2 separate regions of the Homo sapiens genome follow, and region 1 is linked to region 2. The links are chromatin loops, found by intact Hi-C in ENCODE. Cell type or tissue: PC-3. All regions are shown on one strand. Each heading gives the region's core, and the rest is flanking DNA. Links, peaks and the distances in the headings are about the cores only. Region 1 overlaps DAW1 (dynein assembly factor with WD repeats 1). Region 2 holds the start of DNER (delta/notch like EGF repeat containing).

Region 1 (12,796 bases), core at 2,967-10,966, 1.8 Mb before region 2:
TAATTTTTAAGAGTGTAAGGTGATCCTGAAGCCAAATTTTTGAGATGTACTAGTTTATATCCACAGGCAGAGGCAGTAGAGTAAGGTGGTTAGGAGGCTCTGTCCAGTTTTTATTAGCGCTGGGCTGTTCGGATGGAATATATTCTATGGATCCATCTTCAAGTTCACAGATTCTATTCTCTGTCATCTCTACTTTTGAACTCGCTTAGCAAGTTTTTTATTTTCATTATCATATTTTTCAATTCTATAATCCTCATTTGGTTTAATAAATATTTTCTGGGATTTTCCATTTTTTCATTTGTTTCAAGTGAAATTGTAAATGATTATTGAAGGATTTTTATAATATCTTCTTTAAAGTCCTTGTCAGATGATTCCAACCTCTGATTCATCTTGGTATTGGTGTTTGTTGATTGTCCTTGGTATAATAGGTGATTTTTAAAAAATTGTATCCTAGACGTTTTGATTATTACGGGGATCCTTGATCCTATCTAAACCTTCTAATTTGGCGAAATCTGCTTAGATTTGTCATATGTGCTCTTGGGCTACTTTTGCGGGCGTTGGTTACAATGGTGTCTGTAGTTTCCTAGGCTCTTGCAATGTTACTGTCCTTTGTTTTTTCGGGTACTGCTAAGGCTCCTGCTCAGTCACTGCTGGCGCCACCTGCAGGGCGCAGAAGGTACTTCCCTAGTAGGCCTGCTGTCACTGAGTGGCCTTCCTGGTCACTTCCCGGCCTGATTATGCTGCTGGCTGGAAGGCAGGGAAACGCAGGGCTTTGCTGAGGCTGCCTCAGTGCCTGGTTGTGGAATGAGGTCTGAGACATCCCTGGATGTCACCGTTGCCCCTTTTGCAAGTGGATAGGACTGTCCACCAATGGCCTGGCTGTGGAGTGGGGTCTGGGAGGTCCCAGGACTTTGTTGATGGGGCTGCAGCCAGATCCAACTGCCTGCTGGGGCCCAGAATGTGCACTGGGAACTGGAACAGCCCCAAGCTTCCACTGGGGGATCAGACTGCTTGCAGGGGCCCCATTTGTGGGTCAGGGAATAGGGCCCTCTTGTCCTAGTTTTGGGGTGTGGAATGCGGTGATAAAAAGAAAATCCGGGAATCTCACCATGTAGTCGTTCCTCAAGCCCTGAAACCTATAGCCAGTCTACCTTCTTCCATCCAACTTTCTATTATTTTTTCATTGTCTATTGGACAATTTCAAGGGTATTTAGTTATATTTAGAGGGAAGGACCAGGGAAAAGTTTGTCTACATGATCTTGTTTTGGAACTAGATATCACTGCTTATTTTTTGTTAAAAAATTAAAAATTTTAAAAATAAAAATGGAAAAAACTGTGGCAAGGTAGGTTAACTTTTGACATAGGTGGTTATCGTAAGTGTTTTATAACATGTTTGTTTATTTCTATAGGAATTATGTTGGAATATGAAAAACATGGAGAATTAAAGACTAAGTCCATAGATTTGCTTGATCTTGGTCCCAGGTAAGTAAGCTGTAGGATTCAACAAATAAATGTTCACTGGGAAGCCTTGACACAGAGTGATGTGTGGATGAGCTGCATAAACTGCAGATAATACATTATGTTTTAAAAATTGTTCTTCTGTGGTGTGTTAGTTTCTGTTTGTTTCAGGGAGTTGTATCTGAGGGTCTTGCTGAATGAAGAGGAAGTGGGAAAAGGGTTATCACTCTTTTCTTTTTTTTCTAAGGTCTTAAAAAAATAAACCTTTTAGTTTATGATTTTAGAAAGGCCGTGAAGGTAGAGTTTCCACACCCCGATTCCCCTGATGTTAACATCTCAGATTAGCGGTGTACATTTATTAGGATTAATGAACCAGTATGATACATAATTATTAGCTAAGGCCCACTTTATTCAGTTTTTCTTAGTTTTTCCCTAATTCCTTTCTTCTGTTCCAGGATTCCATCCAGAATCCTACATGACATTTAGCCATCATGTGTCCTTAAGCTTCCTTAAGCTGCGACCGTTTCTCAGACTTCCCTTATTTTTGCTGACCTTAATTTCTTTCTTTTTCTTTCCTTTTTTTTTTTTTTTTGAGACAGAGTTTCACTCTTGTTGCCCAGTCTGGAGTGCAGTGGCTCGATCTCGGCTCATTGCATCCTCCGCCTCCTGAGTTCAAGCGATTCTCTGTGCCCAACCAGTGACCTTTACATTTTTGAGAAGTACTTGTTACTGAGTTTTAAGAATATTACTGAGCCTGTTATTTTCTTATTAAATACTTCATAGGGCTGACTGCATATGTTCCTCCTCATTAATTGTCATGGGGCAGAAAAGGGAGACCTAATCTCTATTACTGAAGCTTGGTATTAGCCCAGAGGAAACCTCTTGTGATGTAATAACACCCAGAGTTCATTCTCTTTAGTAAATCTAATGCAAATAGCTGGGCGTGGTTGCTCACACTTGTAATTTCAGCACTTTAGGAGGCCGAGGCAGCAGGGTCACTTGAGGTCAGGAGTTCGAGAGCAGCCTGGCCAATATGAGGAAACTCCGTCTCTACTAAAAATACAAAAATTAGCCAGGCATGGTGGTGCATGCCTGTAGTCCCAGCTATTCAGGAGGCTAAGGGAGGAGAATTGCTTGAACCCAGGAGGCAGAGGTTGCAGTGAGCTGAGATCGCGGTGCTGTACTCCAACATGGGTGACAAAGTGAGACTCTGTCTTTAAAAAAAAAGAAAAGAAATCTCATACAAAACTCCACTTCAAGGCCAAGGCCAAGTGTGGTGGCTCACACCTGTAATCCCAGCATCTTGGGAGATCGAGGCAGGAGGATCACTTCAGGCTAGGAGTTTGAGACCAGCCCGGGCAACACAAAATAGCAAGACTCTGTCTTTGTAAACAAACAAACAAACAAACAAACATCCTACTTCAAGAGAGAGTCAGACTAGTGATTATCCTGTGAGAGCCTAAGTTCAGATAAGGTGAAAATAATCTCAATGGGTGAAAATCACAAAAGAAACAAAACAAAAATGTTGTGTTTTAGGTTTGTGGCCTGAGACCGTAAGCAAAAGGAGCTTTCTTATATGGGCTGCTCTCTAGTTTTATAATGAGTCCACTTGACACCGTAACTGATGAGAGAGGGGCTCTCTTAATCCTGGAGTTGCTGCCACTTGAGAGGTTTGATGTTTCTGGGAGCACGTGTCTAGGGTGGGGCTGGGGCATGGCTCAGAGGATGATGGTCTATGTAGGGTCCAAGTCTTATTTCGGGTGCTTGGCACAAAGAAGGTAGTCAATTGATATTTTTTTAAAATCAAAGAATGAACAGTGGCACAGATAGTTTCATTGAATACAACAATCTTTGTTATTTTCAGAAAAGATGAGGCCTAATATCAAACCCAACCTGTGATTTTTGTAAATGGAACATGTTATTGATTTGTTTGATGATGCTAGCATGCAGGAAGTTTCTTTGTGAGACATTTGTTTATTTAGTCAGCAATTATGTATATGTACCTTCAACACATATGTAAGAATCTAATCTGGGTTAGATTCTATAAGAGGCTATAAAGATATTACTCATAATCCCTACACTTGATAGGCTTTTTGTCTAGTTTGAGAAACAACTTGTACAACATAGAACATCACACAAGTGGTACAGATAAGCTTCTATATGAGAGAATAACCTCCAGCTAGACATTCTGCAAAACCACAGATTTTTATATCTAAGAAGTATGAATTATTAGGTGATTTCAAAAAGGACTTGTGGGCTGTGAATCCAGGCACTCAACACTTTGAAAGTCTTCATATTAACTATAGTCACTCAATCGTGCTGTGCTTTCCTGAGGAGATATAAGGCATAGCCACTCATAAACATGACCTTTTGGTGATATGAGAAAGTAAATAAATGTCTCAAAAAAGTGTGAATTTTATTTCTAGTTTTGTGCAAGAATCTGGAAGTATTGTGCCTGTAAAAACACTGGCACCATAGATGACATGCTGGAATTATTGCATGAAAATCCTACAGGGTTGGAGCGTGTAGATTATCTGGTTAATTTGGATCTTGCGAGGAAATCTGTTTTTATATAAGTTGTTGAAAACGTTTCAAAGGGGCATTTTTACCCTTTTAATTGTTATGAAATTAATTATCTTTTTGACAATGAAATATCTCAGGGTTTATCCAAGTTATTATTATGGATGGTTCCTGGTTCATTTTTGTTCAAAATATTCACTCCTAATCTAATAGATTATGTTTCTTGAGAGCTGGGACCATATCTTTTACACACCCAGTGCTAAAGCAATAGTACCAACTCAATAAATGTCAATTGAATGAGCAGGTTCCTAGCTCGGTGCCTTGCACAAAACTGGAGCTTAATGTTTGTTGATGAGGTGAAGAGGGGGATACTTATCAGGGGCCACATTCATGGGAATTGGATACTGAGACAGAAGTGGGTGAGTCAAAGGTTTATTGGGCAGTGACACTTGTGACAGTCCAGGGCATGAAGCAGAAGCAGGATCAGGCGGGAGGAGCCATCTGACCTCGATGAAGAAGGCGGGACAACAGAATCTCTGCCAATCTGGAAGAGCTCAGGAGCAAAACTTGCCAGCTAGAGGAGTGCCTCACAGGGAGAAACGGCCAGGCTCTTGCTCTGCCCCTGCTCAGCTGTGGACGGAGAGCCACCAGAGAAGAGGCAGCCCTGGCCTGGAATGCCAAGGTACAGCCTGAAAGAGCTGCAGCTAGAAGCTGTCAGGCAACAAAGCTCCAACCCTGACTCTGGGCTTGATTCTTTCTTAAAGGTGGGGGAATCTGCATAGTGCATCTTCTGGACACGTGTGTGACATGATTTGTGAAATGGCTCTTTTTTGGATGCTTCATGGTGTATATACATTGATACCTTTTTTTGAACGAATATTATTCTGTGCCAGCAACATTTTTCAGAATTTCTATGAATTATTTGAATGCTAGAGAAAATTTGAATCTATCTGTATATTTTTCAGACCAGTTATCTTTCAGGGAAACAATATTTTAGTCTATAATAAATATTAATATTAGTCTTATGATGCTTTAAATTTATGGTTAGGCATTTTTCTCTTTTCCTAAAAATATTTTAAATCTAATCTTTCTGAACCTCAGTTTCTTCATCTCTAAAATAATTATGATAAAAGCATTACATTAGCAGATTGTTACAGGATTAAATAAGAGAACATATGTAAAGTGAAAAGTATGCTGCTGGGAACATTCAATACATGTTCATTCAAAAGAAACAGGAAAGAAAGAAAAAGAGCTCATGTTCAGAACTAGTATGGACTAGGCCTTCCTAGGTGTCTTCATTCATTTTGTGCTGCCATAAAAAGAAAGACCTGAAACAGGGTTATTTGTTTCTCGTAGTTCTGACTGAGAAATCCAAGATCAAGGCCCCTACAAGTTTGGCATCTGATGAGGGCTGCACTCTGCTTCCAGGATGGCACCTTGATGCTGCGTCTTCACATGGCAGAGGGCAGAAGGGCAAAAGGGATGAACTCTCTTTGTCAAGCCTTGTTATCAGGGCTTCTAATCCCATTCAGAAGGGCTCCACCATTGTGACTTAATTACCTATTCAGGCCGCACCTCTTAATGCTGTGACATTGGTGAACATGTTTCAGCATGAATTTTAGAGCGGACGCAAACATTCAAACCACAACACTAGGTGAGAACATTAGACTCTTGGCACACCCTCCATGAAACAAGCCTTAGCTTTGGAAAAATATGTTGTAGAAAATCCAAGCTTCTTGCTTTCCTGCCATCATCTATTTACTGATTTGTATGATCCTCCCCGCCCCACCCCCAGATATCTCTTGGGAAAGATAATGGTGTTTTTGACATTTTATAAATGTGCTTCATGAAGCAATACAATCAATTCTTCATGTAATATAGGTATATGCAAATTTTGACATAAAATAAAAGAAACTCTTTTTTGGGTGTATTTCAGCACTGATGTCAGTGCGTTAGTAGAAGAAATCCAGAAGGCAGAACCTCTACTCACAGCTTCACGAACAGAGCAAGTCAAACTTTTGATACAGAGGTTGCAAGAGAAACTCGGCCAGAACAGCAATCACACGTTCTATCTTTTTAAGGTAATGGATTTAAAAACAATCAGATAGAAGAATTTCAGTGAAATGATTGATATTTTATTAATTTTTCTTTCCCTAAAAATATTTTTTCATGAAAAAGGCATGTCAGTGATTGATTGTAGTGCCTCACATATGTTTGCTAAGATTGTCCCAATAATTATTTGTTAAATGAATGAGTGAAATCCAAAACACTTATTCCTTGAGAGGTTAAATAAAGATTTCAGCTCTTCATATAATGATAAATTTAAAGGGTTATTATTATTAAGATAGTTTTAAGTTATGGAATAACTAAAGCTTTTTTTCTAGTTAAAGTAACGTTAAGAAGTTGTGTTTTATGACAAATCAACATTTCGTATTTTCTGCTTTCATGTGAACTAAACCATATTTCAGTAAATTATTTATTTGTATGACATATAATTTTAATGTGATGTAAATATGCTTTTTAAATAGTTTTTTTGATGATTAAATATAGCAAATATAGTCGTTTAGTACTTCAAGGAAAGCTTTTAATTTTCCTTTGTCATTACCTTAGAATTACTTCATATTACACTGCTTTTATCTTTTATGATTTAAATATAATTATGATAGTAACATATAATTATTAGTTATAGACTCACCTGATACAAAATATCCAGGCATTCGTTTCTGGAAGAGGATGTTATAGTCTTGTAACATTTCTTTGTCCAGTAGGTGGCACTGTTTAATTTCAAATATGAGCTGTATAACTAGCGTGTCTCAATTTATTCTCCAAAGGGAACATTTTTGATGGTGAAAGTAGATGCTATTCATAGTTACATTTTGGTAACAGACATAACTTGGACTGTCCCAGCCCAGCCAATCACTCTTAATAGATTGTCCAATTTATGTATATGCATTCAATAAATATTCATTAAACATTCACTGTATGTTAGATGTTGTAGGGATTGAAAGATAAGGAAGACATATTCTGACACTAAAGGAGCTTCAGGATTCATAAAGTCATAATACATTGTCAAATCTTTATTGAAACATATTTAGTGTATTTCCTACATACCCAGTTTATACATGTATACAAAACCACATGCCATATGTAAAAGAAAATGTTACAAATTAGTGCTATCAATAAGATGCCACATAGCACTGTCTAAAGGTAAATCAGATATTGCCTGTTTCTGATGTATAATTAAGAAAAAATTGAATGTCTTCATTGGTTTGAAGTTATAACTAACAAATTTAATTTGGTTTGAGTCTAAAAAATGGTGTTTTCTTTCACTGAAGGTTCTCAAAGCACATATATTGCCACTGACTAATGTTGCACTTAACAAATCGGGCTCATGGTAAGATTCTCTTTTTATGTCTAATTTTTAGCAGTGAAACAAATTTCTGTGTTTATTTATCAAAGATTCCAGTTAGATAAGTACATAATATATTCATTTTTCTGATTTCAGTACTCCCTTGGATACTGAGGAGAAATATAAACCCTTTCTCCCACTCTTCTAATCTGAGTTTTCTGTCGTATTTGTGCTGCAGTGAATGGGAGGCATATTGGGTTCTCAGCAAATGTAGCTACTGAAGAACTCAACTCAGGAATGAGTCGGGCAGGGTGGCCTCATATCTAACTTGGTTGGTTGTGATCAGTCTATTCAGAGCAGGCACTTTCCATCTAGGTCAGTGATTTGGGGTATGGCAAACAGCAGCTTCAAGTCTCTGTTGAGAGCATGGCTGTGATCAGCTTGGGAGCTGACGTGCTAGGTAGGAGAGATGAGGGAGAAGTCTCGTCTTGACCTACAGACATAAAATAAACACAAACTAGACATAAAATAAGCAGTTTGCTAAGGCTTCCATAATAAGGTAGCACAAACTGAGTGGCTTACACAACCAAAATGTATTGTGTCACAGTTGGGGAGGTTAGAGGTCAGAGGTCAAGGTGTCATCAGGGTCAGTTCCTTCTGAGGCCTTGGGAAAGAAGCTGTTCCACAGCTCCTGTAGCTTCTGGTGGTTTGCTGGCAATCTTTGGTGTGGAGAAGCATCACCCTGAGCTCTGCCCTCATCTTCACATGGTTTTCCCTGTGCATGTCTGTGCCTATATGGCCTGTTCTTATAAGGATGTATTGAACTAGGGCCCACCCTACTGCGGCATGATCTCATCCTAACTTAATAATTTTTTTTTTTTGAGATGGAGTTTCACTCTTGTTGCTCAGGCTGGAGTGCAATGGCACGATCTTGGCTCACTGCAACCTCCAGCTCTAGGGTTCAAGCAATTCTCCTGCCTCAGCCTCCTGAGTAGCTGGGATTACAGGTGCCTGCCACCACGCCCAGCTAATTTTTTGTATTTTTAGCAGAGACGGGGTTTCTCCATGTTGGTCAGGCTGGTCTCGAACACCTGACCTCAGGTGATCTGCCCAACTTGGCCTCCCAAAGTGCTGAGATTACAGGCGTGAGCCACCACGCCCAGCCGTAACTTAACTATTAATAATTATATCTGCAAGATCTTATTTCCAAATACATTCACATTCTAAGGTTCTGGGGGATTATGACTTCAACATATAAATTTTGAGGGCATATATTTCAACCCATAAAGTATCTATAGTATATATGTGTATAGTTGCAAATGCGAGTTTGCATCTGTCCAAAGGTAGAAGAAGTCTGTGGGAGAAGATGGTAGAAGGAAAATACCTAGGAGAGAATCAAAGATACCTTGTCTTGTCAACCTGCCTGTTTAGTTGAGTTTCGCTATTAGACTTTTCTTCACCTTTTCTTGTTACCACTTGACATTCAGACTGGCTTTTCAATTTTGTGGGTTGTTTTCTGTGCTGGGGAAATATATTTTTGTTATACTTTTGAAGCAATATTTTGATTTCAGAGATATTTTAGAAAGAAAGTCTCTTTCTTAATTGAATATTGAAGGAATGATTAAGATGCTGCTATTTTACATTACACTCTATTCACTATTCCTGTAGGAGAATAGCTATGTTAAAGGAACCATTCATTTGTTTATTAAACAGAATATAGGCCAGGTGTGGTGGCGCACGCCTGTAATCCCAGCACTTTGGGAGGCCGAGGTGGGCAGATCACGAGGTCAGGAGTTGGAGACCAGCCTGGCCAACACAGTGAAACCCCATCTCTACTAAAAATAAAAAAAAAAATTAGACAGGCATGGTGGCGCACCTCTAATCCCAGCTACCTGGGAGGCTGAGGCAGGATAATCGCTTGAACCCCGGAGGCAGAGGTGGCAGTGAGCTGAGATCGCACCACTGCACTCCAGCCTGGGTGACAGAGCAAGACTCTGTCTCGGGGGTGGGGTGGGGGTTGGGGGAGGGAACAATGGAATATATCCCAATTTAGACATTGTTCTCAATTTAACTTTTTGTTCTGCACACATGATTTCCATTGTAAAAAGCATAATAGGCCAGGCGTGGTGTGTCACACCTGTAACCCCAGCACTTTGGGAGGCTGAGGCAGGCGGGTCACTTAAGGTCAGTAGTTCAAGACCAGTCTGGCCAACATGGTGAAACCCCATCTCTGCTAAAAACACACACAAAAAATATAGCCAGGCGTGGTGGTGGGTGCCTGTAATCCCAGCTACTCAGGAGGCTGAGGCGGGAGAATTGCTTGAACCTGTGAGGTAGAGGTTGCAGTGCGCCGAGATCACGCCATTGCACTCCAGCCTGAGTGACAGAGCGAGACTCCCTCTTAAACAAACAAACAAACAAACAAACAGCATAATAAATAGAGTTATTATCCTACAGGTAAAACATGAAGTCTTTATTAACACACTGCCATTCTTCCCTGCAACGTGTTTATATTCCTTGTGTTAGCTTTATCACAGGAAGCTATGATCGGACGTGCAAGCTCTGGGACACTGCGTCTGGAGAGGAGCTGAACACGCTGGAGGGCCACAGGAATGTGGTTTATGCCATAGCATTCAACAATCCTTACGGGTGTGTTCATCCCTTCACTTATTTGTTTATTAATTCATTTATTCATCCCTCCATCTGCTTGGGGAGAAAGGGAAGAAGACAAGAGGTCTAAATTTATTGAGTGCTTGGTATGTGCTTTGGAAGCCTTTTAAATACCTCCTTCAAAGCTTAAAAGGGTCTTTGGGTTAGCTATCACTATCCGCATATAGAATACAAGGTTTAAGGCTGGGCGTGGTGGCTCACGCCTGTAATCCTAGCACTCTGGGAGGCCGAGGCGGTGGATCACTTGAGCTCAGGAGTTTGAGACCAGCCTGGCCAACGTGGTGAAACCCCATCTCTACTAAAAATACAAAAATTAGCTGGGCTAATGTATGTAATGTATGGTGGCGCATGCCTGTAGTCCCAGCTACTCGGGAGGCTGAGGCAGGGGAATCGCTTGAACCCAGGAGGCAGAGGTTGCAGTGAGCCCAGATCGCACCATTGCACTCCAGTCTGGGCAACAGAGTGAGACTCTGTCTTAAAAAAAAAAGAATACAAGGTTCAAATATGCTTCCAAGGATCGCACGGTAGTAAAGAGGAGAGCTGGAGTTCGTGCTCAGGCAAGACTTGACTCTCAATCCTTGGGAGTTCCGACAGGCACTGCCTATTGATGTTCACAGCTCTGGGCTGGTGCCTCTGGGGGAATGTGACAGACACACACAGCATGGTTTACTTCATTTAGAAGTTAATTTACAGTCTTGCCAGGCAGGAAAAAAATGTGTGTGGTAACATGCTAAATAACAATACCAAGTACAACAGAAGTATTTTTAAACCAACCTCTAGATAATGAACAGGAGATTGCACAGTGTCTTCTATTCTTCCTCATGACACACTGCTGATTCCCATGGCACCCTGAACATCTATAGCAGTGAACATACCCGCCGGAATGGGCATCCTCCTCCTGCTGGTTAGGTTCTAAGCTGATCAAGAGTTAGTTGTATTTGTCAACCAATGCGCTTATGTTGGTTGTACTTTCAATTGTAATTGTGTAACATAACGTGTAATTTAACTAAATATTACATAAACCAATAAAATATGAGTGTGAAAAGAAAGCTGGTCTTTTCTAGGGAAGCATAAATAAGGCAAATCTTTGAAAAATTGTTTCACAACTAAATGAAGTTGTGGAGGAGATCAATGTTCAATTGGAAATCACACTGTCAAAATCTAGAAAAATTCTGTACTCAGATTGTTCTGCACGTATGTTTAAGTTCTTTAAGTTCTCATTCCACTTGCAAGAAAAGAAAACTAGATATTGTAGAGGTTTGATACGATTTCTGAAAGACAGATGGTGAACTCCACTTAGCTGACACACAGTCAAAGAAAGACAGTGGCCTCTTGTGAAAAGATTGGCAAATAAATATATATTTATATCTAATGGAATATACCTTTTTTAGACAAGCAAGTATTTTTTCATGATTGCACATGCTAAATGAATTTTTCCATAAAGGAAGCTGGTTCTATAAATATGGTTCATTTACTATAGTGTTATGATGACTAGAACAAAACAGTAAATGATTTAACAATTAAGACAAGAAAGTGATCACTGTGATTTCTCCTGGTAAGAGTCTTTGGAGATGGTGTGAGCCGAAAGAAGATGCCAGAAGGATGGAGGGTGGTGAGCAGTGGAGAGGACACACGGGGCAAAGAGACCTCAGCAGCTCAGTGTCTCCAGGAGGGGATTCATCGGGCACACTCAGTGGCCAGTCTCTGTAGTGACTCAGTGGCCAGTCTCTGCAGTGAGCATTTCATGTTGAAAAACAGAAGTGCGTGAGGTCAGAGCATTCAGTGGAGTTTAAACTCTGTCCTGTGGGACCAAGTTGCCATCAAGGATTTGGGAACAAAAAGGGGAAAAATGAAAGTGATGTTTTAAATAGAAGGATAGCTCTGGCAGACAGAAGAGGTCAGAGGGTTTGGATGTGAGAAGAAACAAGACACAAGGAGGTCATTTAGGATGCAGATATGACAATACACTCATGATACCATAATACACTCATTGCTTGGGAAGGGGCAGGAAGAATAGAGGAATTTCATAAAAATTTGATACACTTAGAATAGACATTTTATACTACAGTTAAAAAACTTGATATCTAGGTTGCCAATATAATATCTTTTAGAAATGTAGTACCCTTTCAAAACATGTTAATTGTGATGGCACCAACTTAAATTGGTACATTAAAGTGATTAAGCGTTCCAATTAAGTTTTAGAAAATTTAACTTTGATCTATGCATTTTTATATTCCAGAGAATGACAGTTTTTATAATACCTTATTATGCCAGCTTATGAAAAGATAAAGATTTTATTGAAATTATAAATGACACTATTTTACATCTGGTATAATTCCTACTTTCACTGCAATGCTATTTAAAGGATATTCTCTATAACATAATGCCATATCCTTTAATAGTCTACTTAACAAACATGATGTGTTTGGGTGTCTATCTGAGAATGAAGTTTTCTCTTGTTGGGGAGGTGAGGGATACTTTTTGACTCTTCAACTGAATTCTACCAAGAGCCCCTGATGAAAAACCCACGTGTCCAATCAGTTATCTTCGCCTGATGATTTATGTATGCGTGAATGCAGTGTTTCTCATTGCACTTTGGGGTCATTGGGGTTTCAGTAGCATAAATTCAACACAATCACCAAAGAATAAGAGGGAGTGTGTGTGTGTGTGTGTGTGTGTGTGTGTGTGTGTGTATGAGAGAGAGAGAGAGAAAGGAAAAACTTCAACCAATTTACTGTTTATCTGCTTTATACCTTAGGGCAGGAGTAAGCTTTGACTCAATAAAGTAATTCTCAACAC
Region 2 (12,796 bases), core at 3,273-11,272:
ATTGAGGTTCAAGGATGTTCAATAATTATCCCAAAGTCACAAGAAGTTCATAGAAAAGCCAGAGAAAGAAGCAATGTCTCTTTACATCTCAGCTACTATTCAACATTTTGTACATACTACAATGTGAGTTTGTGTGTGTCTGTGTGTGTGTGTGTGTTTGTGTGTAAAGTCCAGTAACAAAGACTGATGTAGTACAAAGAACTAGAATTCTTTGTTAGCAAACCTCAGTCAAAAATAGGTTCCTCTGAAGCAGACCACTGTTTCAAGTTAGCATGGTTAATCAGAAGAAAGGATTATAAAATCAGTTTAATAAGTAAATTTAACTTGCATGAAAAGCAGCCACACATGTCCCCTTTTTACTCCAAGTGCAGAAATTAACACATTGTTATTATAATCCTGAAGGATAGGATCCTTAGGGAACATGTAACGAAAAAACAAACAGGTATCTGACTGCTTAAATATTAGGCAAATAATTATTTTATGAAAATAAAATAAGCTTTACAAACAAAGTAATACAAATGTAAATAGCCCCTTCTTTGACGGACAGCCCAATAGAAGGAGTTTCTGTATCACTCACCACAAAAGAAAAATTGGCCCAGCCACTGCCACCTCTGATACCTGCCTGCTTCCCCAAATGAACCAGAACAAGCAAGAGCGGCCTCAATTTCTAATCAGTTGAAGTTTTTTCAAACCTATCAGAAACATTTTTTTTATGTAGTGTCCATTTGCTTGCCATCATGGTAAAAATAACTTCAGCTAGGACCCAGAATTCTAACTCTAAGGTGAAGGTTCCTGGTTAGCATGTGGCATAAGGAGAATCTGTGTCTTTGTCACCTCTGTGCCTTTTTATTCCAGCTGAGCACACTCATACAAGCTCATTTAGAGCAAGACTGGACTCAGAAATTTCTTTATCCCCTTTTTAATGATAAAACTCAAGGAGGTTATAGCTCTTGCTCCCTATTGTAACTATGACAGGTCCAGGGCTGGATTTTCATCTAGGCACTCTTTAGATTCTATAGCCCTGTATCAAGCCAGCCTGGCTGGCTCAAATTCCAGTTCCAGTTCTCACACTTACTAGCAGTGTGACATTGGGACAGTCACTTCACTTTTCTGTACTTCATCTATAAAATGGGAGTAGGGACAGCACCCAGCTCATAGGACATTGCAAGGATCAGCAAGTTATGTCTGCAAAGTCCTTGGAACAGTGCAGGCACGTGGCAAGTGCTTAAAAGGAGGGTAAGCTACCATCATCATCATCATTACATATCTACAAATTAGATTTTCATATACAGTTTTAAAATCAGCTGAATTTCTCATGATTTAAGATGTTTGCATGTGTTAGAGGACTTTCAGGGCAGTATCAAAATGTGACCTTGGATTAGTCACTCAATCAAAATGAGCTTCATTTTCTGCATTTGACTAAAAGAGATGATGATTAGCTCGATCTAGTTAAGGTAATGAGCATTTGAAATATGTGCAGAAAGTTTACAAAGAAAGAAATGTCACAGGTGCTCAGTGATTTACAGCACTTAATTAATTTAATCCTTCCCAGAACCTTAGTGTGAACATCCCACAGAGACAGGATGGACACCCACTCAAAATTTGGTTTGGACCCTGAGACTGAAAATGGCATGCATACACGCGCACACACACACACACACACACACACACACACACACACAGGATACAAAAAGGTTTACTGCTGACATAATGGGGCTCTCTGGGGAGAGCAGGCAGCTCCCAAATGGGTTTAAATGGCTTCTGAGAACAGGGAAAGGAGACTGGCTTGTGGGTTTTGCTGCATTTTGGGGTTGGGGCTGGAGTAGCACAGGGCAGGAGTTTGCATGGTTTGAACCTCCCACCAGCACCAAAGGAGGGAACCCCTGGGCTTTCTTATCAGCTTGTTTTGATGTGGAGGAAAAGAGGAAGGGGAGAGGTGAGGCTTTAAAGCTGTCAGCAGCAATCAGACATCAAGGAATGGAATCACTATCTTCATGAGGTAGGTCCCATAGATCCCATCGTTGAAGATGAGGAAATAAGACCCAGTAGTTTTAACTTCAGCTTGACTTCAAACCCACACGACCTACAATTCCCAAATCCTAGGAGTTTCCATGACTCAGGTGACAAAAGAAGCATGTCCTAGACCCCATTGACTTACGCAAACTCAATCAGCCAACCACAGAAAAGCTAAAGACATCCTTTTTTAAAAAAGCCTAAAGACAGCCATTTTAATCCTAATTCGTAGTTTATGATTTTCTCAAAATTTCCCCACACACAGAAAGAAACTTCAAGGTTAGGTTCTAATGTTACCATTGCTAACACTATTGTCTTTGGAGAAGGAGGAGTGACGCTCTGTTAAAAGATCCTCTTTACATCCAGGTAAAATTCCATTTCCAATTTATCCAGTGAGCACAAGGTTCTATTTCAGCAACCACATAGTCTGCAGTGGCTAAGATCCAATTTCCTTATCTGTAATTGAGTATGTGTAGTTTCTCTCTCCCTCTCTCCCCTCCCCTCCCCACCACCCCAGGTTTAACTTCTCTTCTGAAATTGTCTTTTGTGTTCTTTGCTGTTCCCATGAAAAATGAGTCTCAAGTCTTACTGCGAGATCATGAACGATTAAATTAAAATCATCAGGAATCCATTTTTATGGATTGTAAGGCCCTGAATCATCTCAGTAAGTTTTTCTGGGTAACCAAGTCCAATCAAGTTCCAAGTTCACTAAGCTTTCCTATGAGGATTACAGTAACTTCACCGCTCTCTCCAACTCACACACCAGGGCATGCAGTATTGCTTCTGCTCAGGTGGATGGTGTTCACACAGCTAAGCCTACCTCCAATGGGAGCTACAAAAGAAATCTGAATCTGTTTTGATCCAGTTGGTCCTGCAATGTTATGTATTAGTTCCTGACTCTTCGGAATGAATTATATTATACATCAAGTCACTACTTAGGACAAATCAAAATATTTATGTTTCGCTGTTAGTCATCTTTAGGTGGCACTAAAGAGCTCTTTTTCTTGAAGATGTCTTATATCTGTTTTTAGAGTCACCAAAAACCATCTCAGAGTTGTGTTAAATTCCCAGTGAGTCTTTCTTCTCATGTAAATCGATGGGCACTCTAACCTACCTTCTCCCATCCATTCCCACTAAACCCTAGGTCCAAATCAACTATTTCTTTGAAGGATAAAATTCAGACGTGTGAATATAACAGCAGTTTGATGGACACACTCAGACAATTCATTTCTTCAGGAAAAGTCATATAAATCATCAATCCACAGGGAAAATTAGCGTGAGTGCATTCCTTGGTTTTTGATTTGCAGTTATTTTGACTTTTGCAAAAGCAAGATTTTGTTCTAATGGTTAGAATGGCTCCAACAGGCATTTCCCCCAAGAAGCTATCATGTCCCAAATCTACTCCTGAGGCTCACATCACACAAATTCTTCCTCCTCCTCATCACCTCCCTTCAAGTAACTAAAGCTTATTGTAACCAGTAAACAAAGAGGAAGAGCACAGTGTTGAAAAGATAGATTCAGTTTGCTAATTTGCTATTAAATGAAATAAAAAGATTCTAGATAAATGCAAAAAAATCTGGCTGTCAAGGTCAAGTTTCTCAATCCCATTTACCTCTAAAAAATGTAAAACCTGTCATAATGAAAGGGCAGCCTTTTTCCCCATTGAAAGAACCTATTTGAGCATTCTCAAAGTAACTCTCCAATCATTGTTATCAAATTTATATGAAACAAACTCCTCCACCCTAAATGTAAGGAAGATAGTATCTGATCCCAAATATCGTCCATATTCATGTGGTTTAATGTAATCATTTCAGATAACTTCATTATTTGCCCTACCCTGCAATACAGGTTTGGGGATTTTCTACCCGTACACACAGTCCTACCAAATTGCCTACTGGAAATGTTGATGTTAATAGGTTTCACAGAGCTTTAACGGACTTGTAAAAGCCCCAGATATTATTTTCTGCCAAATTCTCCTGAAAACCCCAAATTCACGGGCGGCTGCTGGCTACATCCCATCGTCCCATCCCTCGCACCGCCCCCACGCTTTCTGGCGGCTTCCCGGTGCCCTGCTCACGCCCCGGCTGCCAGCCCCAAGCGTGCGCCCCGTGGAGCGTCCGGCAGGAAGGGCGGCCCTGCCAGCGCCACGTACAATGCCCCCTCGAATGCCTCCGACTGTTCCAACACTGCTCCTAAGCTTAGAGAGGGCTGGTCGCAGGCCGAGGGGAGGCAGCTGCCCTCCTCGTCCTCTGGCTGCTTTGTCACAGCCCTCAAGGGCGTAGGAAGAGAAGGAGAAAGTGCCCCACCACCTGGCACGGGGCCCACCATCACCTGCCTCCCACACCGCACACCCTTTACACACACAGGGTCCAGCCGGACGTGGAGCGTGGACCACCTGGACATTGAACACCTCGCCGGGGACGCTCGGAGCCGGCTCCTCCGCGCTGCCAAGGCGGGCACCGCTCAAGTGGTTCTTGGCTCGGCCCGGCCTGGAGGGGCGCGCCACTCAGTGGCCAACCGGAGCGTCTAGAGCCCCGCGCGAGAAGTGCCGAGCCCCGGAGCGGCACACCCCGAGAGCCCGGCTGGCCCCGCCCGGGAACCAGGGCGGGTAAGGGAATCAGGGTCGGCCCGGGGGTCCGCGTCCACGCGGGCCAAGAGACTGGATCCATCTTCTTCCCAAAGTGGGAAAGCCTGTGTCAGGCGTGCCCATTGTCGGGCAGCAGCAGCAGGGCCGGCGGGAAGAGGCTGCTGGTCCCGGACCAGCGCCCCGCACCGCGCCCGCCGCTTCCACTCACCTGGCAGTTGGCGCCGGAGATCCCGGCGGGGCAGGTGCAGCTGTAGCCAGGCTCGCCGGCGGGGGCCGGGTGCTGCGGGTCCGGCTCAGGGCGCGAGGTGCACACACCCCCATTCCGGCAGGGCTGCGCGGCGCACGGCCCGGGCGCAGACAGGGGCGCGGCGGGCACCGGGTTGGCCAGGGAGCTGCCTCGGGGCCCCGCTCCGAGCAGCAGCAGCAGCAGGGCCAGCGCGGGCAGCAGCTGCGCACCGGGCGCCTGGGCGCGGCGGGGCTGCATGGCCGGCCGGGAGGGCGCGGGAGCCGGAGCCAGGACGCAGTGACGGCGGCGGCGGTGGCAGTGGCGACGAGAGCTGCGAGAGCGACGGTGGCGGCTAGGGCTGCTCCGCCGGGCCGGGCGCCTCCTGCAGCTGCGGGATCCGCGGTTCCCCGGGCAACGGCGGGCGGGGCCTGCGGGGCGGGGCGGGGCGGGGCGAGCGGGGGGCGGGGCGCCTGGCGGCCCCGGCTCTGGAGCATCGGGGAGTGGGGCCTCTTTCCCCGCAGGGAGTTGGGATGGGGGTTGCAGGAAGACGATGCGGGACCCCATCCCCCAGGAGTGGGTCGAAGTCACGGGTGTGTCCAGAAGCAGCCCTGGTACAGGGAGCCAGGCGACGCTGGGGCAGGAAAGGGGCTGGAGAGGTCCACGAGTGAGGGAAGCGGGGCTTTGAGGGGCTTCCAGAGCCGGGAGCACCGAGTGCGCCCCAAGGCCCGGGCAGGGCAGGGCGCGGGAGGCGGCAGGGCGCCTCAAGGGAGGGGCGGCGCGCTCGCAGCAGCCACCTTTGGCCTCTTGGCGCAGAATCTGCGAGACCGCCGCGGGGCCCGGCCTTGCCTCATCCCCCGGGACTGCTCCCCTTCCCACAGCGCTTCTCCCGGCACCCCAAGCCCTCCCGCCCGGCCACGGAACCCTGCGCCCGACGCTTGCTCAGCAGCCGGGTTCGCCTGGAAGTGACCTCGCCTCCGCCAGGCGGACCCGGGGCCCTTGTCCTTGGTGCTGACCCAGCTGTCTCATTCTCGCCGGCCCTTTCCAGAGCGCGGGGCCTTGCCGCACCACTAAGGAACGTCTGGCCGCGCCGTGTGAGGCCGGGAAGAGGCCTTGGTGTAAGGCTGTCCACCCCTGTCGTTGAACCTAGGGGGAAACTGAGGCCCAGAAAGTCTGGATTCGAATCCAGTGGGTCAATTGACTCCCAGCCCAGAACGCCCGAAAGAACAGTTCAAAAGCCCAGGTTGGCAGAGGCGCTGCTAGCGGCAGGAATCGCAACAGGGGACTCTGCATAAAAGGAGCATTCGCTGTGACCTACTTCGGAGGGGATGGGGGGGGCGGGCTCTTCTACACGTCCTGGCTGGGCTGGCTGGTGCTGCGACCGCCAAGGAGGCTGCACTCCGCTGAATAAAGCGCATCCAGCCTTGTCTCCTCCACCTGACCTTTCACAATCTCTATTACCTGTGGGTTCCCAGGTACCTGTTACCTTCTTTTTAAGGTGGCCAAATGAAAAAAGAAAATGTGATTCCCCTGGATTGACAGTCTGGGCCAATTTTTTTTTTAGTAAACACAAAAATAGCTTGTTTTGTTTTTTAAAAAAATTAAAGTAAGGACTCCATGTGAACTTCTGCTGTAGGTGTCACAGACGCCAGGGATTGCTAAAAGTCCTCCAGTGGAAACAGAAGGCAAACTGCACGGCTTCTCCCTGTCCTGTTCAAACGCAGAAGCAAATGTCACACTTTTCTGCTTCAGGAGATACCTAAAATTCATGTGGCCATTGCAGGAAATCACTGAACCCCAGACAGATCTGCAAGCGGAGAATTCAGACCTCCAAGTGGATAGAGTTATTACATTTTTCCTCACACCTGCTGTCTTTCAATCTAAGACCTCTTCCTCTTGAAAATTCTTAATTTTGTGCCACGCCAGCACCCTCTGCTGGTACTAGTGTCGTCATTCAGGTGGTTTCTGTGCCCCTGGAGTTGCGTTCTTTCCTGAAACTAACTTCTCTTACCTTAAATCCTGGACTAGTGGATAGTGCTCTTCATTGCCTTCCATCAAGACACACACACAAATGAAGCAAGATGAAGTGTAAAAAGGTTGTGAGTTAATTAAAATCACATTTCAGTTTATTGTACTTTTGCCTGAGCAACCCCTTTGTTTGTGTATTTCATATTATTTTGAAATATAGGATAATTAAAAGTGGTTTTATTTTCTGGATGCTGGTTACTGCATGTTTCAGATAATTTTCCTTGCTAAAAGTATTCTCTTAGTCTTTAATCTTTAAAATGCATATTATGGCAGAGACAATACAAGATCCTTTCATTTTTTCCAGGCTAAAAAGGAAAACTATAATCTTCCAGCACCTTAGCTTATAGGCAGAGCAACATGATTAATGCTGGGGAAAAAGCATATTGATTTGCATGTCCTGGTCCCAAAACATCCATGTACTAAGTGCCATGAAAGTGTTAACTATTATTACTGTTACCACGCTCAGAGAAATGGGTCTTTTCTGTAGATTCCGAAAGCTGATCTGGTACTTTACTGACAGCTTTTCAACCATCTGCAAGATCCCCCAAATACTCAACTAAAAAGTCCAACCAATGTATTACCCTGTCACATTAGCAAAAGTGATTAAAATAATATTGCCTCTATGTTTAAATGAAAGCTAAAAATCCAGGCTTTTATTTTATATTATTCCCAACTTACAGAATATCAAATCTTCATCCTGACCCACCTCATTTCCTTTTTTGATAGAGTCCTTATATTGACAAGTCAAAGGCCAAATATACCAATAATGTATCTTGATTTTAGCAAAAAAAAAAAAAGTGATAACATTTCTCATGATCACCTTATGGAGAAAATTCAGCTAAGTGGACTCAAAACTGTTTAACAACATACCAATCGGGGGGTCACTATCAAGCTACAAGAAGTTTTTAGGGAAATAACCATGGAGTTGAAATTTTTGGCAGCTGATAAAATTCATACCAGAATCAACATGTAAATTTATCTTAATCAGTAAAAATGCTGAGCTAAAATAAATGAAATGGAATATGAGGTGAATGATAGTACATTCGATCTTACTGCTACTTCTTCGTAAGACTTTCTCTTCCTGCCCTCCTTAAAGTTAGATGTGGTCATATTATTGGCCATGGCCATAAAATGTGCAGGGAATAGTATGCCCCACTTCCAGATGGAAACTTTTAAAATCCTGCCCATGTCCCACTGTGTTCTCCTCTCCTTAGCGTGACAACTGGCAAGATTCCAAGAGGTGCAATGGGGGCTCCTCCAGCTTGTGTCTCTGAGAGAGGACAATGTGAAGCAATGGGAACCTGCAATGGGCATATGACATAAGAAATAAACCACTATAGTTTTAAACCACTGAGTCTCAACGATGTAAGATAACTCGAGGCCACACACTAGTAAATGGCAGAGCAGGACTGATTGTTCCCAATGAGCCAGGCAGCACGACTAGTGATCTCACATGTACTATTTCTGCCAGGTAGAAGGCTGGATCCCATTAGAAATTCTAAGGCTTCTGGATTTGGTGGAAAGGAAGAATTTCAAAACAATTTACAGGACTCATTTCTCTTCACAGATCTAGTTTAGAGTTACACCTCAATTGCATTATACCCATAGGTTATTATAAAAATGTTACAAACTAATGCAAATATAATTGTCTTTATTTTTTGCATTTTGTCACAAATGGAGAAAATCAACTTTCCAGGCCAGCAGGTTCACAGGTAGCCAATTGGGAACCACTGGCCTCAATGAGAACACCACTCCTGATGAGGTTTTCATACTCTGTCCACCACGGCATCCTGTGAGAATGCTAGCCTGGGTGCACCGTGTCATCATTCACAGACTTAGAAACTTATATTTAGAAGAAATTGCAAAGGTTACCAAGCTTGATCTCCCAGGATTTGAACTAAGACCCAAACTAAATTATTTATCATAAGATGATAAATCCCCTCCAACTTACCTGGGATTTAGCACCCACCTTCTTTCCAAAGGAATCTAAGTTTTCTGCAGCCATCAGCAGATGGTCTCTCTATTTCCCTCTGCACCTTCATTTGCCTGTAGACAGTGACGTCATTCCTGCTACCCCTTCCCACATCCAGTTAACCTTTAAGGATACAAGAAAACATCCCTCCTCCCTGCAGAGGGTGGGACTGGATGCTGGATTGAAGCTGGAGTCAGCTTGAAAGAAAAAGTTGGCCACGTATAGAGAGAAGGGACACATTGCCTAGTGACAGCTTTCTACCATGAAGAACAGCACCAGCCTACTTTGGCCAGAACAGTTCTATCAGGACCCATGACAACACTGGGCAAGTTATTCTTTTTGACCTTCAGATGTCATATAACATGGAGAGGAGACAGAAACCCCAATTTTATAGAGCTCTAGGTGATGATAGTGGTGATGTAGAGTATTTACAGTGTACCAGACACTAATATGAGTATTCTTTACATATTATCTCATTTAATCCTAATGCCAGCATGATGAGGTAGGAAGTATGACTGGTGCCCAATTAAAGGACAAAATTGAGGTGAAATGAGCTGAAGTAAAATGTCTAAAGTCACTCAGTTTGCAAGAGGCATGGCCAAGACTCAAACATAAGGAGGAGTCTGGCTTAGGAGCCACGCTTTGTTTGAATCTCTACTCTGTATCTGATATATCAATCTCCTACAGTGCAGAGTCTGACACTAAGTAGATACTATGTATCCTTCAATGTAAAGTCTGATACTTAGTGGATATTGCACATGAGCTATAGGGACAAATATAGATATACATATAGAATATATGTACATATGTGTGATGTATATATCATATAAATATGGATGATGTATGTATTGTGTGTGATGTACATCATGTATGTATGTGTGATGTGCATCACATATGTGACATATGTATCATATGTCTGTATGTATCAATAATATATGGTATGATGCACGGTGCTTGCTGGGTTTTGGTTTATTGTGGGGAGGCACTTGAGAGTTTTAGTTAGTTTGCTCACTTGCCTCTCTGCAAGGTAACTACTACTCCTGATTTGTGACGGTGTAAGATGTGAAAATCGGAAGGGACTCTCCAAAGATCTTTTCTGAGGAGGAAGAGGATGCACTGAGGAAGCTAATAGCTGTCGAGGCTGAGTAGCTGCAGAACCAGAATGAGGCTCCAAGCCTCCAAATCACCAGTTTATGCTTTATCCACCTTCCCATAGTACCTTTCCTCCACTTCCAGTATTTCCTACAAAACAATCAATCAACCCAAAAAGGCAGTGTAAAAAATATAAATACTAAGTACATGGGAGTTTTAAGTGTCTTTGAAGAATCGTCATGAAGAATAAATGATTTGCATACATTATAGCCACAAGCACTAGGTAATTATCTTATTCCTTTAATTAGTAGTATCTTTATTAAAATTAGTCATTTAAGTGTTAGCATATATATTCAGATTATTTTATTCTATAATCAATGAACAATTCTTAAATTCTGTTTGAGACAGGTTCACATTTACTTTCTTCCCTCTAGACTTGCTCTGATTTGAATTAAACCATTGTTCCAGCAGCTGTTTAAAACAGTTTTAATTTATTTTACATTATCACTGTAATATTGATTTGATCTAGAGTAGGTTTAAATGAGGTCTTGAATAAAAAGACAGCAAGGAAGCATATCTTCCCTATATAAATATTTCATAAAGCACTTGAGCTACTTCCAAGTGGAAATCAGGTATTTTCACATTGATTCCTGATAACATGAAAATTATTTTAAACTCAATAACTGTTTTTAATTCCCTATACTGGAACATAGGATCCAGTGTCTCTTCTCTCTATACATGGCCAACTTTTTCTTTCAAGGTGATGCCAGCTTTAATCCAGCATCCAGTCCCACCCTCTGCAGGGAGGAGGGGTGTTTTCTTGTATCCTTAAAAGTTAACCAAATGTAGAAAGGGGTAGCAGGAATGACGTCACTGTCTATAGGCAACTGAAGGTCCAGAGGGAAATAGAGAGACCATTTTGCCAATGGCTACAGAAAACTTAGATTCTTTCAGAAAGAAGATGGGTGCTAAATCCCAAGTAAGCTGGAGGTGATTTATCATATAATAAATCCACATAACTGACCCGCAAATAAAGAGATGCAATTTAAGTCCTCTTCTTTGCACCTGAATTTATTCTGGGATCTGAAAATAGAGTAGTATCCAGTCTCTGGGTTTTCCAGACACAATATTTTATGCTTTTATTTCCATATAGAAGGTGTTTGTGTTAATGGCTTAAACAAATTTTGGGTTTATTCTCCCACATAAAAGAAGTCTGGAAGTTGTCAGTCGAGGGTTGATAACAGTGCTGATGACTCACTCAGTTATCAGCCAAGAAGCTTCCTGTCTCTACTACAAATGAAGCCTGAAATATCCAAGCTACATTATCACCAAATTGCCTATGGTGGGACATCTGTGGTTTTCTCCATCTAGTGAGTATCTCTCCTTCTTGGATAGCTGGGGCCCCATTTTGCCATGGGGAAACCAACTCTCAGCCCATGTGCTGCACATGAAACTGACCCCACTGCCAGGTCCAGGAGTAGCCACATGACCTAGACCTGGGCATTCCTCTGGTGACAGATTGGTTCAGAGATGGACATGTGACCCCAGTCACACACCATTGACACCAAAAGCTCAACAGAGCTATATGACACATACAAAAACAATTGATGCAGCCAGGTGCAGTGGCTCCTGCCTGTAATCCCAGCACTTTGGGAGGCTGAGGCGGGTGGATCACCTGAGGTCAGGAGTTCCAGACCAGCCTGGCCAAAATGGTAAAACCCCATCTCTACTAAAAATACAAAAAAAAATTAGCCGGGCATGGTGGCACACAACTGTAATCCCAGCTACTCTGGAGGCTGAGCCAGGAGTATCGCTTGCACTGGGGAGGCAGCCGTGTCAGTGAGCCAAGATCACGCCATCAAATTCCAGCCTTGGTGACAGAGCAAGACTCCATCTCAAAAAAAAAAAAAAAAAAAAAAAAGCAAAATAGGCCAGACGCACAGTGGCTCATGCCTGTAATCCCAGCACTTTGGGAGAGCGAGGCAGGCAGATCACCTGAGGTCGGGAGTTTGAGACCAGCCTGGCCAACATGCCAAAACCCCGTCTCTACCAAAAATCAAAAATTAGCTGGGTATCATGGCATGCACCTGTAATCTCAGCTACTTGGGAGGCTGAGGTAGGAGAAGCACTTGAACCCAGGAGGCGGAGGTTTCAGTGAGCCAAGATCATGCCACTGCACTCCAGCCTGGGAGACAGAGTAAGACTCCATCTCAAAAAAAAAAAATTAGCAAAATAATCCAGCAAATTATTTAAAACTTGATATATAATGACCAAGTAAGATTTATTTCCAGAACAAAAGCATGATTATCAGAAAACCTATTTACCTATATTAACAGATTTAAAAAGAAAAATACTATGGCCTTCTTCATAAATGTTGAAGATGCATTTAATAAAATTCAATATACATTCTTGATAAATAATAAAATGAAAAAAGATAACTGCTACCTTACAGTGCAACACTTCTGTCTCAACCCAAAAGTCAGCATCATGCTTAATGAAAAAATATAAAAAGGAATCCCATTAAAGTTGATAATAAGATGATACCATCATCATTATCATTTAATATTGTTTTTGAGGTATTAAACCTAACCAGTATTCAAAAGCAAATTTATAAATATTTAATTGGAGAGGAAGTAAAATTATTATATGCAAACAATATAATATCATACTTAGAGAATACAACTTAAAATATACTACAAACAATAAGAAAATTCCATAAGATATCAAAATAAATACACAGAATCAAAAACCCACATATATGCAAATAATAGCAGTTAGTTGATGGGGGGTGGGGAATCTCACTTACATCAGAAACAAAAAATTTTGTAATAATTATAACAAGAATGTGAAATACCTATTGAAGAAAATTTTTAAATATAAT

Evidence for each region. Peaks named below come from ENCODE experiments on the same cell type or tissue, not always from the same donor. Only the 100,000 strongest peaks of a DNase experiment are listed, where the experiment ranks them.
Region 1: a loop joins it to region 2, with 5 times the contacts of the local background. A loop is called at or near these places in 5 of 110 quality-filtered maps.

The regions. Positions count from the first base shown.
Region 1 is chr2:227,883,942-227,896,737 of GRCh38, forward strand. DAW1 (dynein assembly factor with WD repeats 1) reads left to right here. Exons shown (of 13, transcript NM_178821.3): 2 at 1,410-1,482; 3 at 5,915-6,059; 4 at 7,314-7,372; 5 at 9,854-9,976. Among named protein-coding and RNA genes, the nearest start is that of DAW1, 19 kb to the left of the region's middle. In PC-3, for the core only: a CTCF peak has its summit at 6,757 (motif pointing right); no DNase peak of the experiment used is centred there; H3K27ac peaks cover 689 bases.
Region 2 is chr2:229,709,340-229,722,135 of GRCh38, forward strand. It overlaps DNER (delta/notch like EGF repeat containing), which reads right to left and starts at 5,216. Exons shown (of 13, transcript NM_139072.4): 1 at 4,809-5,216. The coding sequence starts at 5,084. RefSeq lists silencers at 5,047-5,156, 5,227-5,286 and enhancers at 5,124-5,898, 5,899-6,672. In PC-3, for the core only: CTCF peaks have their summits at 4,514, 6,753 (motif pointing left) and 6,953; a DNase peak (open chromatin) is centred at 6,772; H3K4me3 peaks cover 1,939 bases; H3K27me3 peaks cover 1,663 bases.